Regions from separate parts of the Homo sapiens genome. Here regions 1 and 2 are each linked to region 3. A link is a contact called in ENCODE Hi-C or POLR2A ChIA-PET data. All regions are on one chromosome and are shown on one strand. The core of a region is the stretch at or near the end of the contact, and the rest is flanking DNA. Distances in the headings are between cores, read along the strand shown.

The links. Hi-C counts contacts between places; a loop is a spot of excess contacts on that map. ChIA-PET counts read pairs that join two places held with the same protein, here RNA polymerase II (POLR2A). Pooled maps may share reads with other maps.
Region 1: a loop to region 3 is called in a map of GM12878, with 2.2 times the contacts of the local background. The contact joins the enhancer-like site here to the promoter of LINC00944 in region 3. A Hi-C loop is called at or near these places in 1 of 168 maps with a recorded cell type or tissue (GM12878), 24 of 37 single-sample maps with no recorded cell type and 5 of 50 pooled maps.
Region 2: a loop to region 3 is called in a pooled map, with 13 times the contacts of the local background. The contact joins the enhancer-like site here to the promoter of LINC00944 in region 3. A Hi-C loop is called at or near these places in 1 of 168 maps with a recorded cell type or tissue (HCT116), 9 of 37 single-sample maps with no recorded cell type and 11 of 50 pooled maps. POLR2A ChIA-PET finds 5 or more read pairs at or near these places in 2 of 52 experiments (A673 and OCI-LY7).

The regions. Positions count from the first base shown.
Region 1 is chr12:127,040,487-127,045,020 of GRCh38, reverse strand. All of the region lies in intron 1 of LINC02405 (long intergenic non-protein coding RNA 2405), which reads left to right. Among named protein-coding and RNA genes, the nearest start is that of LINC02405, 18 kb to the left of the region's middle. RefSeq lists a silencer at 2,670-2,870 and an enhancer at 2,854-2,983. Within about 2 kb of position 2,805, at least 2 of the 41 ENCODE cell types and tissues checked have a DNase peak (open chromatin) inside an H3K27ac peak, as active enhancers do; they include GM12878, where a contact is called at or near this core.
Region 2 is chr12:127,124,736-127,129,527 of GRCh38, reverse strand. The region is part of intron 2 of LOC107984449; the gene reads right to left. Among named protein-coding and RNA genes, the nearest start is that of LINC02405, 67 kb to the right of the region's middle. RefSeq lists enhancers at 3,588-3,657, 2,523-3,722. Within about 2 kb of position 3,412, at least 5 of the 41 ENCODE cell types and tissues checked have a DNase peak (open chromatin) inside an H3K27ac peak, as active enhancers do; they include HCT116, where a contact is called at or near this core.
Region 3 is chr12:126,770,584-126,775,051 of GRCh38, reverse strand. LINC00944 (long intergenic non-protein coding RNA 944) reads left to right here and starts at 2,790. Exons shown (of 5, transcript NR_033878.1): 1 at 2,790-2,973. RefSeq lists enhancers at 2,462-2,541, 2,017-3,216.

The DNA of each region.
Region 1 (4,534 bases), core at 1,556-4,055, 270 kb before region 3:
CTGGCTCCTCCAAAGGCAAAGGAGATGGCATTTCTCCAGCTTAAGTTTCACTATGTAGTTTTAGGAAGTTAACATTAGCTGATATTACTACTATCCTTATCAGAAAATTGCTCTTTTGGAATTTAAGAAAATCTCTATGAAGAGGTACAAAGATTAGCAGCAGATGATGAGAACTGACTCCAGTCTGGGTCAGAGACCAAGGAGGGTATCAATGTTCCTTTACTTTAATGCTATAATCTGATCCTAAGCAGTAAAGCAAACTCAAGCGATTTTCTGAGAACCATCATAGGACAATTTTAACTCCATGAAGTTAATCTGTCAGATTATATATTTTAGAACGTATCTGATATCATTCCAGATGTTTCCTTGGCTAAACATTCTTAAATTACTGTGACAACAATCTATACGTTACTTATTTGCTAATATTGTCCTATTAGTTTGGAACTTCAAAGCTCCTGACCAGCTGAAGAAAGGTGATCCTCAAAAACATGAACCATGAGAGAGTGGCAAGAAGTTAGAAATGTACTATTGGTAATGAGATTATCAAGCAGGCTTTGTTGTACCAAAGGTTTGTCTCACCTGAGGTTATGTCTTTCCAACTAGGTTCATGATAGGAGAACATATTGCTAATAACAATAGTTCATATAAATTGACCCATACACATATCAGGTTCTAATCATTGCATTTTAAATACATTATCGCTGCATCACTAGAACACTCCAAAAGGTAAATTCATCTATTATTCTCATTTTACAGACAAAGAAGTCGAGGCTTAGTAAAGCCAAGAAACTCTCCCAGGGTTATACCATTAAGAATTGGTTATAGACTAGATTCAAGTAAGTTTAATGTTAGAGACTGAGTTCTTAGCCATTGTGTATTATTGACTCTCCTACTTTTACTGGCAGAAACTAAAGTGTTGTTACTGTGTTGTTTTGTTTTAACCAAGCATTTGGTGTAATTATTTTCATATTCAGACAAGCTACAGACTCCTTCAGGGGATAGCAAACTAATGACCTTCAGGACCAATTCAGTCCAATGCATGTTTTGTAAGAAAGAATTTAAAGCTACATCTGATTGTTTATACATGTTTATGCTACACTTGACACATACGGCCTGTGGCTGCTGCTCGTGACAGAGACCACATGGTCTGCAAAGCTACTATCTGGCTGCCCCTGGTGATACAGCCAGGCTTGAGCTTGAGGTATGATGATTACAGGTATCAATGGAACCACACCAAGAAGCATGGATCTCCTGTGGAGCATGATCATATAGGTGATGGGTTCCTAGCCGCCGAGGGTGACAAGCCCAACTCCGCTAAGAACCCAATCCCAGAGCTGACCCCAGATAGGCTCTTTCTGCCTCTTTTCCCAATGCTCACCTGCTGGAGTTCCTTCACTGTGGCTCAGCCTAGAGTCATTCTCATGTCTGGTATGATCTCACTAATACCGTGGCTCCAAATCCCCTTTTTGGATGACTTCATTTCACAATACTCTCCTCTCCCTACCTCTCAGGATGGCCTTCATAGGATCTTTCTCCAACTGAGGCATTTTCTTGTTTTTCTTCAGCAAGGCTAAGCCCCGCAGTGAACATGTCTGATTGGTTTCTTGTCTTTTTCCCTGCAGAATGCAGTCATGAGGTCCTCAAGGGTCCACACCTGGCATGTCCCAGGTGCATCCCATGGGTTGACTTTTCCGCCTGGATCTGCACGTGCCCCAACCTAGGCCTTCATTTAAGACCAACTTGGCCATCCTCTGTCAAACAACAGAGCCTAGCTGGAGTCTCCTAGAATGAGTCATGTTGTGAACCTGGAATACCTGATGTTCCAACCTTTTACCTGAAGATCCAGGCTGAGTTGTGACCCCTCTCTAAGCAGAAGCTTCACCAGGTGCATCAGGCCTGTTAGAGGGGGTCCCCAGAGTGTTTTCCCAGGATGGCAGTGTGTTAGAGGGCTCAAGAGCTCTGGGGGCTATAGAGTCTAAAATGCAGGGCCCGAAGGATTGTGGTTGTAATTATGGGATCCTATTGCCCTATGGAGATATAATTGCATCTTGAAATTATGAAGTATCTCAAAAAAAGTATCAGTTTTCATTTCTGTAACTATAACTGTCTTTCAGGTGGAGCACTTGCTTTCAACCCTCCGTTTATACAATATTATCCATCTTCCATTCATCCTTGTGCACGTCTCACACATACTGCTACAATATTCAGCCTGTGTTGTGAGTGCTGGAGAGAGACGGGGAGAAGCAAATATAACAGATTGGAATGTTTGCCCGTTAGGGGCTACATCACCCAGCACAGGCCAGGTCAGAGCAGACAGTCAATAAATATTTTTAAAATTAATAAACGAGCATGATCACTGTGGCCAATTAAAGATCTAGTAGCATAAGGAAAGAGTGTGGTAGGGGTGTTGGAAGAGAGTAGGGTTGACTAAGCAAATAAACAGGGAAATCAAGTGTGAACAGAGTGTGAAACTGCAAGGAAATAGATATCTTGTTATTCAGAAAGTTGGAAGCTCATAGCCTGATATGTAGAAAGGGCTGCATGTGTGAGCCAGAGTGAGAAGAGTGTGTTGTGGTCCATGCTGCATGGAAGTGTCAAGTGAATGATATTGACAGGTCTCAACCTAATAACTAAGAAAATAAATAGAAACAAGAAAAGGAAACAGCCCAATTTCCCTGAGTTTCAGCTCAACATATAAAATACACAATCACACACATATATAAATACACCCATCTGCACACTTCCTCTTTTTGTGTGAGCAGCTGGAATTTACTGTAGGTGAAACAAATGTGAAGGAGGTTGCGAAACATACAGGATTCTCAGTTACTATTTGAGACTTCTCAATCTGAGTCAGTCTTATAAAATAGTAACTGATTATTTTTAGTTTAAAGGGTAGCCTCAGTTGGGCACTTCAGCCGGATTATCATTGACGCTGGCATACATTAGACTAGAGTACATGTTGAAGCATGTCTTAAAATCCACCTTGTGTCTGCTTAATTGCTGATATGGTTTGGATCTGTGTCCCCAGAAAATCTCATGTTGAATTGTCATCCCCAGTGTTGAGGTGGGGCCTGGTGGGAGGTGAATGGATCATGGGGGCAGAGTTCTTATGAATGGTTTAGCACCATCTACCTTGGTACTGTATAATGATAGAGTTCTCACAGTATCTGGTTGTTTAAAATTGTGTGGCACCTCCCCACTTTCTCTCTTCCTCCTGCCCCGGCCATGTAAGATGTGCCTGCTTCCCCTTCACCTTCCACCATGATTGGAAGCTTCTTGAGGCTTCCCCAGAACCCAGAAGCAGAAGCTAGTACACTTCCTGTAGGGCCCGTGGAAACAGGAGCCAATTAAACCTCTTTTTTTTTTTTTGAGAATAAGTCTTAAAAAGAAGCACTCAGGCTGGAGTGCAGTGGTACAATCTTGGCTCACTGCAACCTCCACCTCCCAGATTCAAGCGATTCTCCCGCCTCAGCCTCTCGAGTAGCTGGGATTACAGGCATGTGCCACCACACCCACCTAATTTTTGTATTTTTAGTAGAGATGGGTTTTCACCATGTTGGCCAGGCTAGCTTCGAACTCCTGACCTCAAGTGATCCGCCCACCTTGGCCTCCCAAAGTGTTGGGATGACAGGCGTGAGCCACCGTGCGTGGCCCCTCTTTTCTTTATAAATTACCAAGTTTCAGGTATTTCTTTACAGCAATGTGGGAACTGCCTGATACAGTCACTCACATTTGCCGAGTGCTTATTTTATGCCAGATATGATCCAGAGCACCGTGCGGTCATGAACGCACGAGGCTGTCACAGTGATCCTGTGGCATTGTACCCATTTCACGTAGAAGAAATGGAGGTTTAGTGAGAATAAGGGTATAAACATATAAGTAGATAGATATTAATAGATAGGTGGGTAGATACGATTTTTCTGAACAAACACGTTGAAAAATAGCATTAAAAATATTATCAGTCATGTTTTTTATTCCAAAGCTTCTAAGGGCCTTCAGCGTGCATTGCTACCTCTCAAGATCAATATATGCCACATAACCCACAATAAACTTAACCAGAGATGCCTTTCCTCCACTAGCATCTAGGAGCACTAGATTTTCTAGAAATACTTTGAGAATCACTGATGATGCAACAGATCTCAAAATGCCTTGAAATTTGAATTCAAAATAATGTTTAAATATAAAATGGACTTTTGTGCTTTATTTCCAACAAATAGAAAGGAAAACTTACTCATGAAATTTAGGCAGCCCATCACACAGAACTAGGTGTTTTGTAATTTTTTGACTCAAAATTGGTAAGCCAGCATTAGAAGGAGTGAGAGTATTGTCTATCTTAAGCTGTGTATAGGGATGATTGCAGCATATAGCCCCAAGGCCATACTGACAGCAAGGTCTTATCTCAGAAGATGGGGAGCTCTATTCTCTCCCTGTATTAGTCTGTTTTCATGCTGCTGATAAAGACGTACCTGAAACTTGGTAATTTATAAAAGGAAAGAGGTTTAGTGGACTCACAGTTCCACATGGCTGGGGAGAC
Region 2 (4,792 bases), core at 2,163-4,662, 350 kb before region 3:
CTTGTAGGAGAAACCTTTCTTATTTTCTCCTGTGACTCCAATGCTATTTTTAAAATAAAAAAGATAGATTTCATTTGAATTAAAATAAATAGATCCAAAGAATGCTTAGACCTGCAGCCAATGGCTCTTGGTGGGTCTGGTTCTCTGGATGAACATGCAGTAACTAATTTATTATTCCAGGAAATCCACTTCCCACCTTTGTTTCAGAAGCACAAATATTCTTTATTGTACTGTGTCGGGGTGCTGCAGTGGCTGTTGATGCTAACTTTTGCTTACTTGCAAATAAGTTTGTGTATGTTTTGTGCACACCAGGCATTTGAAGATTCAACCCTGTCACTAAAAGACAGCTTTTATTTTAACCCTGTTGTGAGCCTTTCAGGCCTTAGGTGCACAGAGGGTTTACCTGGAGGAAGTCATGGGGAAGGAGCTGGCCCCAGCTCTGAGGGCTCCTGTTTTTGTAGGTTCCTCACCAGCCTCCAGGGTTACAGCCTGAAGCCTGCCTGGCATCCTAGAGAGGCATAAACGCCTATAATGCCTCTCTAGTGGGCTCCTCTTAGACTCGGGGAAGATCTCGTTTCATGATGCTTGAGGAATCTCAGTTTTCCCTTGCTCTGTAATGAAGGCTTGGAAATGTTTCCTATTACATCACAAATCCCCGCTCTTCCTTAGTGAGCCTTTGATTCCTGAAGTAGCTCTTATGTGCCTGAAACCATGGAATGTCTTCTCATGCGACAATTAGAGAGAAAGGCTAGCATTTGTTTACTCTTTGTGCATGTAATTGTATTGCCAACCTTTCCTTAGAGTTGTATCTTGTTAATATTTTGTCAGTTGAATTTTGGCATCGTTCTCAGGTTTTGGCAGAATTGGAATAGTCATTAGCTAGCTGTCCCCATTCAAATAAGACTGCAGAAAAAGGAAGGAACAAATGTGAGTAAATCAAAGAGCTTTTCCTTTTCCCTGATTTTGTTGATTGCAATTCCCATATCTTGGTTCAGCTATCTCATTAGTGGATTCTGATGAAATTATTGAAGAAATTGAAGAGCTTTTGATACTCCTATACAGACCAATGAAAACAAGTCATTTGTAAGTAGTTTCTCAACACAGATTGCTGGATCCTTTAAAATCTGTGTTTCTCTTGCTCAGAGAGGAAACTGAGATCATCCCTCTCATTGTCATCAAGATAGAGCAGGCAGAGGGTGCCACCGACTCATCTGGGTGCCTTGACTGAAGTCCCAGAGGCCCCTCAGCCTCAGCGCACGTGCAGACCTGCAAGATTTCTCAGGGGGTTATTTCCTGATAGAACATCTTTCTCTTTCCAAGGCATTTCTTTGACTTATTCATAAATTTAACAGGTATCTACTGACTTCTGTCTGTGGCTTGGCCTTGTGCCCATCCCAGGGGTTAGAGTCAAAAGTCAGCCTCTATGCAGCCCTCATGGAAGTCAAAGTCCAGTGTAGGAGCTGGACGAGTCAAGGGTGGTGGCCTCTACTCCTTTTTTTGTATGGGGATGTTTTGCAAAAACAGCTGCTTTCAACATGTGCCCTGCCCAGAGAGCACCTGCACCATCTCATGCCAGTCCTAGGCAGGTAGCCTCTTTCTTGCATCTTCTATCTTCTCCCTCTACAACTCATCACCAACCTGGATGGAAGGGAGGGGAGACAAAGCAGGAGAAAAGAAGCCCCCTCTCTTCTCCCACAGCGTGTCCAGAGGGATAAGAGAGAGTCTGGGTATGCAGGTTGCTAACCCAGGATGGCTTATTTAAACAGTAAGCAAGAACATACACAAAAACAAACAAAATGAAAACTTTCATTGGACTTCTGTTGAAAATCCAGGAGACTATTATGTCTCAGAAGCCCACATTTCTATGGGGTGACCACTGGCTGGAGCTGTCGCCCCCTTAGACAGATCAGTTCCTCCTCCTGTCACTGCAGCCCACTCTGCTGCTCTGGGTTCTGTCATGAGCTGGATTGTGTGTGCTCATAATACGTATGTTCAACTTCTCACCTTCAGGACCTCAGAATATAACTGTATTTGAAGAGAGGGTCTTTAGAGAAGTGGTAATTTAATAAAAATGAGGTTGTTATGGCAGGTCCTAATCCAATCTGACTGGTGCCTTTATAAGAAATGGAGATTAGGCCAGACACGGTGGCTCACACCTGTAACCCTAGCAGTTTGGGAGGCTGAGGCCAGCGGATCACCTGAGGTCAGGAGTTTGAGACCAGCCTGGCCAATGTGGTGAAACCCCTATCTCTACTAAAAAAAAAAAAAAAAAGTAGCTGGATGTGATGACAGGTGCCTGTGAACTCTGGAAGCTGAGGCAGGAGAATCACTTGAACCTGGGAGGCGGAGATTGTAGTGAGCCAAGATTGCACCACTGCACATCAGACCGAGCAACAGAGTGAGACTCCATCACAAAAAACAAAAAAAGAAAAGAAAAGAAAAAGAAAAAAGAAAAAAAAAGGAGATTAGGATACAGACACTGAGTAGACTATGTGGGGACACAGGGAGAAGACGGCCACCTACAAGCCAAGGAGAGAGGCCTCAGAAGAAAGTCACCCTACAGACACCTTGATCTCAGACTTCCAGCCTCCAGAACTGTGAGGAAATGCATTTATGCTGTTTAAGCCACCCAGTCTGTGGAGCTTTGTTATGTCAGTTTGAGCAAATTAATATAAATTTCCATTGCTATGCCTCTTCCTTTTGACCCATGTATCTGATCTTCCTGGAGATTGTAGGCCATTTGGATGTGTGATTTTGATTTGAACTCATTTTTCATAGGTTTAATATACAAAGTTTTGCAATATGCAAGTGTAGTAGGGCTCCTAAAAATGTCCATAGGCTAGTCCCTGGAGCTGTTGAACATGTTATTTTGTAAAAGGGACTTTGCAGATGTGATTCAGTGCCTTGAATTGGGAGATCACCCAGGATTATCTGTGTGAGTCCTGTGTAATCATGTTTTCTAATAAGGAGAAGGACTGAGGGTCAGAGTCAGAGGAGAGGTGACCACAATAGCAGAGGTTAGAGTGTCAGGAGTGCTGGCAGAGGGACCTAAGGAAAGGACTGCAGGTGGCCTCTGGAAACTGGAAAACACAGCCAGGAGTACGCTCTCCCCTGGAGCCTCCGACAGGAACACAGAGCCAGGAGTAGATGCTCCCCTGGAGCCTCCAACAGGAACACAGCCCTGCTGATAGCTTGATTTCAGCCACACAGACTAATTTCTAGACTCTGACCTCTAAAAGTATAAGACAGCAAACTGATATTGTTTTAAGCCACCTTGCTTATTCATTTGTGAATATGGGCATCACTGACTCATCCCACTGGGATGTACACTGCCCAAGGCAGGAATCTTGCCTATCTTGTTTCATGCTGTGTCTGTGGCACCTAGAACAGTGCCTAGCACACACAATTACAAAAACAAAACAAAACAAAAACACAAAGTGCTCAGTAAAGTCCTGCTAAGCAAATGACTCATCCACATTTCCCAGCCATGGAGGAGTAGAGATGACACGCCCATCAGGCCATTCCACTCACTGGGAAACCCCCATGACTTGCACCTTTGCCTGAGGTTGGATGCAGAACCCTGTGGGCAGGAAGATAGACCGATGCTGTTGAGTGAATGATGATTAACTGAGTTCCATGTTTATGCATTTACAACACAGCAGGCTCTAAGTTAAGCATCTCTCATTTACTTCTCAGGACAGTCCTACAATACAGGTACTTTGATCATCCCCAGAGTGCCTAGGAGACAGGCTCACCAGTGAGGAGTGATGCAGCCCAGGACTCACAGTGGTGAGTAATATTCAAAATGCAAGCTGTTGCCTGCATATGGTCTGTGTGTGTCTCCATGACCGTGTTGTATATGGCAGCTGCTGTGGGGTAGAAACCCCCTAGTGGTTTTGGTGTCCTGAGAGCTGAGTTTAATATTCTACATCACTGCTGTGATACAGAGTCTGATTCCATTTTTAATGGTTGGCCCCTGACCCCTTTCAAGCCCCCACCCTCACCTGTCCTGGTAAGAAAGTCCAGCATCGCCTCCCTCAGCACTGTAGGGAGTTGAGCCATGCAAGCCAGGACTTGTGCACTGGAGCCCACCCCAGCCTGCCTCCCATTAGCAATCAGAGGCAAGGCTGCCCTCCCTCTATCCCCCACCCTCTATCCCCCACCCTCTATCCCCCTCCCTCTATCCCCTCCCTCTATCCCCTCCCTCTATCCCCCACCCTCTATCCCCCTCCCTCTATCCCCCACCCTCTATCCCCCACCCTCTATCCCCCACCCTCTATCCCCCCTCCCTCTATCCCCCACCCTCTGTCCCCCCCTCTATCCCCCACCCTCTATCCCCCACGCTCTATCCCCCTACCTCTATCACCCACCCTCTATCCCCCTCCCTCTATCCCCTCCCTCTATCCCCCTCCCTTTATCCCCCACCCTCTATCCCCCCTCCATCCCCCACCCTCTATCCCCCTCCCTCTATCCCCTACCCTCTATCCCCAACGCTCTATCCCCCTACCTCTATCCCCCTCCCTCTATCCCCCACCCTCTATCCCCCACCCTCTATCCCCACCCTCTATCCCCTCCATCCCCCACCCTCTATCCCCCTCCCTCTATCCCCCACCCTCTATCCCCCCTCCCTCTGTCCCCCCCTCTATCCCCTCCCTCTATCCCCCACCTTCTATCCCCCACCCTCTATCCCCCACCCTCTATCCCCCCACCCTCTATCTGCCACCCTCTATCCCCCTCCCTCTATCCTCCACCCTCTATCCTCCATGCTCTATCCCCCACCCTCTATCCCCCT
Region 3 (4,468 bases), core at 1,541-4,040:
TGATCGAGATGTTACTGTTTATTATTGATTTTCCTTAGAATATCCTATATATCTACAAGCAATTACATGGTTATGCACCCTTTTTTGCACCATTTTTACATAAGTAATACATACTATACATGCCATTCTAAATTTAGATTATTTGGTTTTGGACTTGAAGGGAAAGAAGAGCTCTGGAAGTTTTGACACTGGGATTTAAATGCTCAAGTCCAGAAGAGGGATGGTTGGCTTTTGCTAGCAAACCATTGGCCAGACATAGTCACAAGGTCATCTTTGGAATTAATGAGGCCAGCAAGTGAAAGTCTATCATGTCTACTGCTAGAAGAGGCAACTGGGGAGTAGGGAGGTCACAGAGGTATGAAGTGGAGGCATCAGGTTTCACCAGCTGCTCAGTGAGACACTGGATCCCAGGTGGGGCAGAGTCTACGTAGAACCCAGTCATTTATTCACTGACTTTCCATTCATTCATTCGGTGTCCCCAGCCTCGTGCATGACATAGTTGCACATCCAGTGGGAACATAAAAAAAGCAGAGTTATATAAGGACCCTCAAATTACTTTCAAAAACAGATCATTAGAATGTGAAACATTCCCCCCTCTTGTCTTTACAAGTTTGCACCACATGAGCCTTTTTAACTGAAGAATTTTAACTTTCTAGAAGACAGATTGGCCTATCCAAGAGAGAGCAATCACTACTGAGGTCATGGCCATATATTCATGCATTGGGGTTGCTGGTTGGCTGGGCTCTCAGGGGTGGTCAAGAGGTTCCCTTTATTCTGAACCCCCTGTAGGGCGTGCTAGTCTTCAATGGAGAAGTTGCAGCTGGGATCAGAGACCCTCCTGGCAATTGCATGATTCACATCTCAGCAATAACATCTTGATGCATAAAGAAGAACACTGTACTTACAATCCCCGGAGGCAGAGGAGTAGACACACAATTACATGGCAGGGGCTTAGTTCATGATTAGGATGGCAAAGATCAGGCCCGGGATGGGCTGGCTGTATAACGCTAAATCAAAGAGGGCTCAGATTTATGAAACCAATAAATAAATGAGGCCCCAGACATCTGTCTGGAGTTGCTTGGGGAAATTCATTGATTTCAGAAAAAGGTATATATTAATAGTTTAAAAACATAAGAATAAAAATCACAGAGTTCATATCTTCAGCCTGAATATTTCTTCCTACTTCAAGATTCCTCCATCCAACTACCAATACCTGTCTCCAGTTAGATATCTACTATGCATCTTTAAATTAATATGTCTGAAACTAAACTCCTGTGTGCCACCACCACAATCTGCATGAACGAACAGATGAATGAATGAATGAATGAATGAATGAATGAATGAATGACTTACCATGACCATCAGAATCAAGGCACCTTGGTATAATATCTCTTTCCTTCCTTACAGCTGAAAATTTAGCTCTTGTCTTTGAAGATTCACTTCTGCCTCTCTCTAGCCCTGAATTGGTCTCTCTAGCAACATGTGTCTCCCCTCTGAATTCCTGTATGGATTTCAGACTAATGGCAGCCAAACCAGTGCCTGCACCCTTCCAGATTGTTTCTTCTAATTTAGTCCTCTGCTGGTGGTCTCCATGCACTCTCCTTTGCATATTCATCTGCAGGTCATCTTCACACATTCTTATCAGCCTAGGAGTCTTCTGTGCAGTGGTCTCTTCCTGCCACATCTCCCCTCTCCCCAGGAGATTAGAATGGCAAAGCCACACTCTATGGGATCTCAAGAACCCAAGTGTGAGATTTGCTTTCAGTATTTAGCAGAATTGGTGTTTCTGGGGCGGCAATCTCCTCCTGGAGATGTGTTAATCATTTACAGAATAGCCTGGACTAGTGTATGGGCCCTGCCCTTAGAGCCAATGCCACATTTATTTTTATTTTGCGAGATCTGCACTGACATGAAAACCGAAAATTCTATTGACGTTTCCTGTTCAACCTAAAAGCTAAATCCAGTTCATCACTGAAATCCCACAATGCCCTGAGACAAATAGTGCTTTAAAATATGTGGTGATTTTTAGGTCAGGTGCGGTGTAATCCCACACCTGTAATCCCAGCACTTTGGGAGGCCGAGGCGGGTGGATCACGAGGTCAGGAGGTTGAGATCAGCCTGATCAATATGGTGAAACCCCATCTCTACTAAAAATACAAACATTAGCCAGCGCCTGTAATCCCAGCTACTCAGGAGGCTGAGGCAGAAGAATGGCACGAACCCGGGAGGCGGAGGCTGCAATGAGCCAAGGTCGCGCCATTGCATTCCAACCTGGGCAACAGAACGAGACTCCGTCTCTAAGAAAAAAAAAAAAAAAAAGTGGTGATTTTTTTAAAAAGGAGTGGTTCATTCAGTTAAATGGGAAGAGTTGTAATGAGGGACTAAGTGGCTAAGTTGGCTGGACTTCCTGGGTCAATAGGGACTTCCCTAAGGGGACTTTCCCCTAAGCCAAAATGAGTCATAGCTGAAAGCTAAGGGATGGAAACTTCAACCAATCAAAGGGGACTTTCCCCTAAGACAAACTGACTCATAGCTGCAAGCTAAGTGGTTGAAACTTGAACCAGTCATATAGGGAGTTTAAGCTCTAGCTTCAGCCTGATGTTTTTAACCAACTAGGCCCGCCAACCCACAAGCAGATAGAAAATAAGCTGATTCTATAGGACAGAAAAAGGAAGAGGGCAGGGGTCATAAGGGGATGTAAGCATAAGATACCCAAGCCAGAAACAGCAACCCTTCCAGGTCCCCTTCCCCCACGTGGAAGCTTTCCTTTCACTTTCGCTTTAATAAATCTTGCCGCAGCACACTCTCTAATCGAGCTGTAACACTCGCCACTGCCGTCCACGGCTTCATTCCTTGAAGCCGTGAGACCACGAACCCTTCGATTGAGAAGAACCTTCGGTCGGAAGAAGACTTCTCGTCTCAGTAACAATAACAAGAAAAACAGCCTAGACTAGACGCACATCAGGAAGACAGGTAGTAACAAAATATTTTGTTGTTTGTACTTTTAGTGTTGTCTCTAAGACAGCTTTGCCTAACCCAGGCAACAAAAATTTAATCCTATACTTTCATCTAAGAGTATTACAATTTTAACTCTTTAATTGAGGTCTGTGGATCATTTGGAGTTAATTTTTGTGTGTGGTGTAAGGAAGGGATCCAAAACATACTTGTCAGCAGCAGTTGTGGAAAAGACTATTTTTCCTATTTTTTTCCTCATTCAACTGTCTGGAATTTTTGTTGAATATCAATTGACTATAAATGTAACGGTACGTTTTACGGCTCTCAAGTCTATTCCACTGGTCTGTGTGTCATTTTTTTATACCAATACCACACTCTTTAATTATTGTGCCCGGGTAATGTCTGACATTGGAAAGTGTGAGTCCTCTAAATGTGTTATTTTTCTCAACTGTTTTGGATGTTCTAAGTCCCCTGTGTTTCAATATGAATTTTATGATAGGCTTCTCAATTTATACAACAAATCCAGCCAGAATTTTGATAGGGACCACATTGAATCTATAGATCAATTTGAGGAGTACTGCCATCTGAACAATATTGTCTTCCAATCCACAAACATGAATTTTTTTCCATTTATTTAAATCTTCTTTAATTCTTTTCAACAATGTTTTCTAGTGCTACATGCATAGGTTTTGCACTTCCTTTTAAGAATTTATTCCTAAATATCATATTATTTCTGAGTGCTATTATAAATATAATTACATATTTTCTTAAAATCATTTTTGGATTGCTTACTTTTAGCATATAGAATTTCAATTTATTTTTGTATATTGATCTTGTATCTTGAAACTTTGTCCAACTAATTATTAGTTTTAATAGGTTTTAAGTGGATTTCTTAAGATGTTCCATACACAAGGTCATATCATGTTTGAATATAAATAGACTTACTTCTTTATTTCCAAACTGGATGCTATTTATTTATTTTTCTGGCCTAATTATCTTGGATAATTTCAGGAAAATTTTGAATAGAAGTTATAAGAGTAGACATTCATGTCTTATTCCTGATCTTAAGAGAAAATAACTCAGTCTTTTACTATTAACTATAATGACAGCTGTGGAGTTTTTTGTAGATGTCCTTTACCTTCTATTTCCAATTTATTGAGTGGTTTTTTAAAAATGTATATGAAAAGGTGTTGGATTTTGTTAAATGCTTTTTCTGGGTATACTGAGATGGTTATGTGGTTTTTGTTATTTATTCTAATAATGTGGTATTTAGATGGGGGTCTTTAACTGCTGGCTGAAGACTCTCCAAAGCTTGTTTTCCTTCTTCCAGAGTGATCTATAGTATTCAATACAGTGGTTTTCATTTGTCCTGTGCATCTGATCATAATGAACAGAACCTCTCTACTGATCACTGAAGAACCTATAGCATGAGTGAGAAATAAACCTTATTGTTTCAAACCACTGAGGTTCTGAGGTTGTTTGTTAGGTAGGTGCCTTTAAAATATGTCCACAA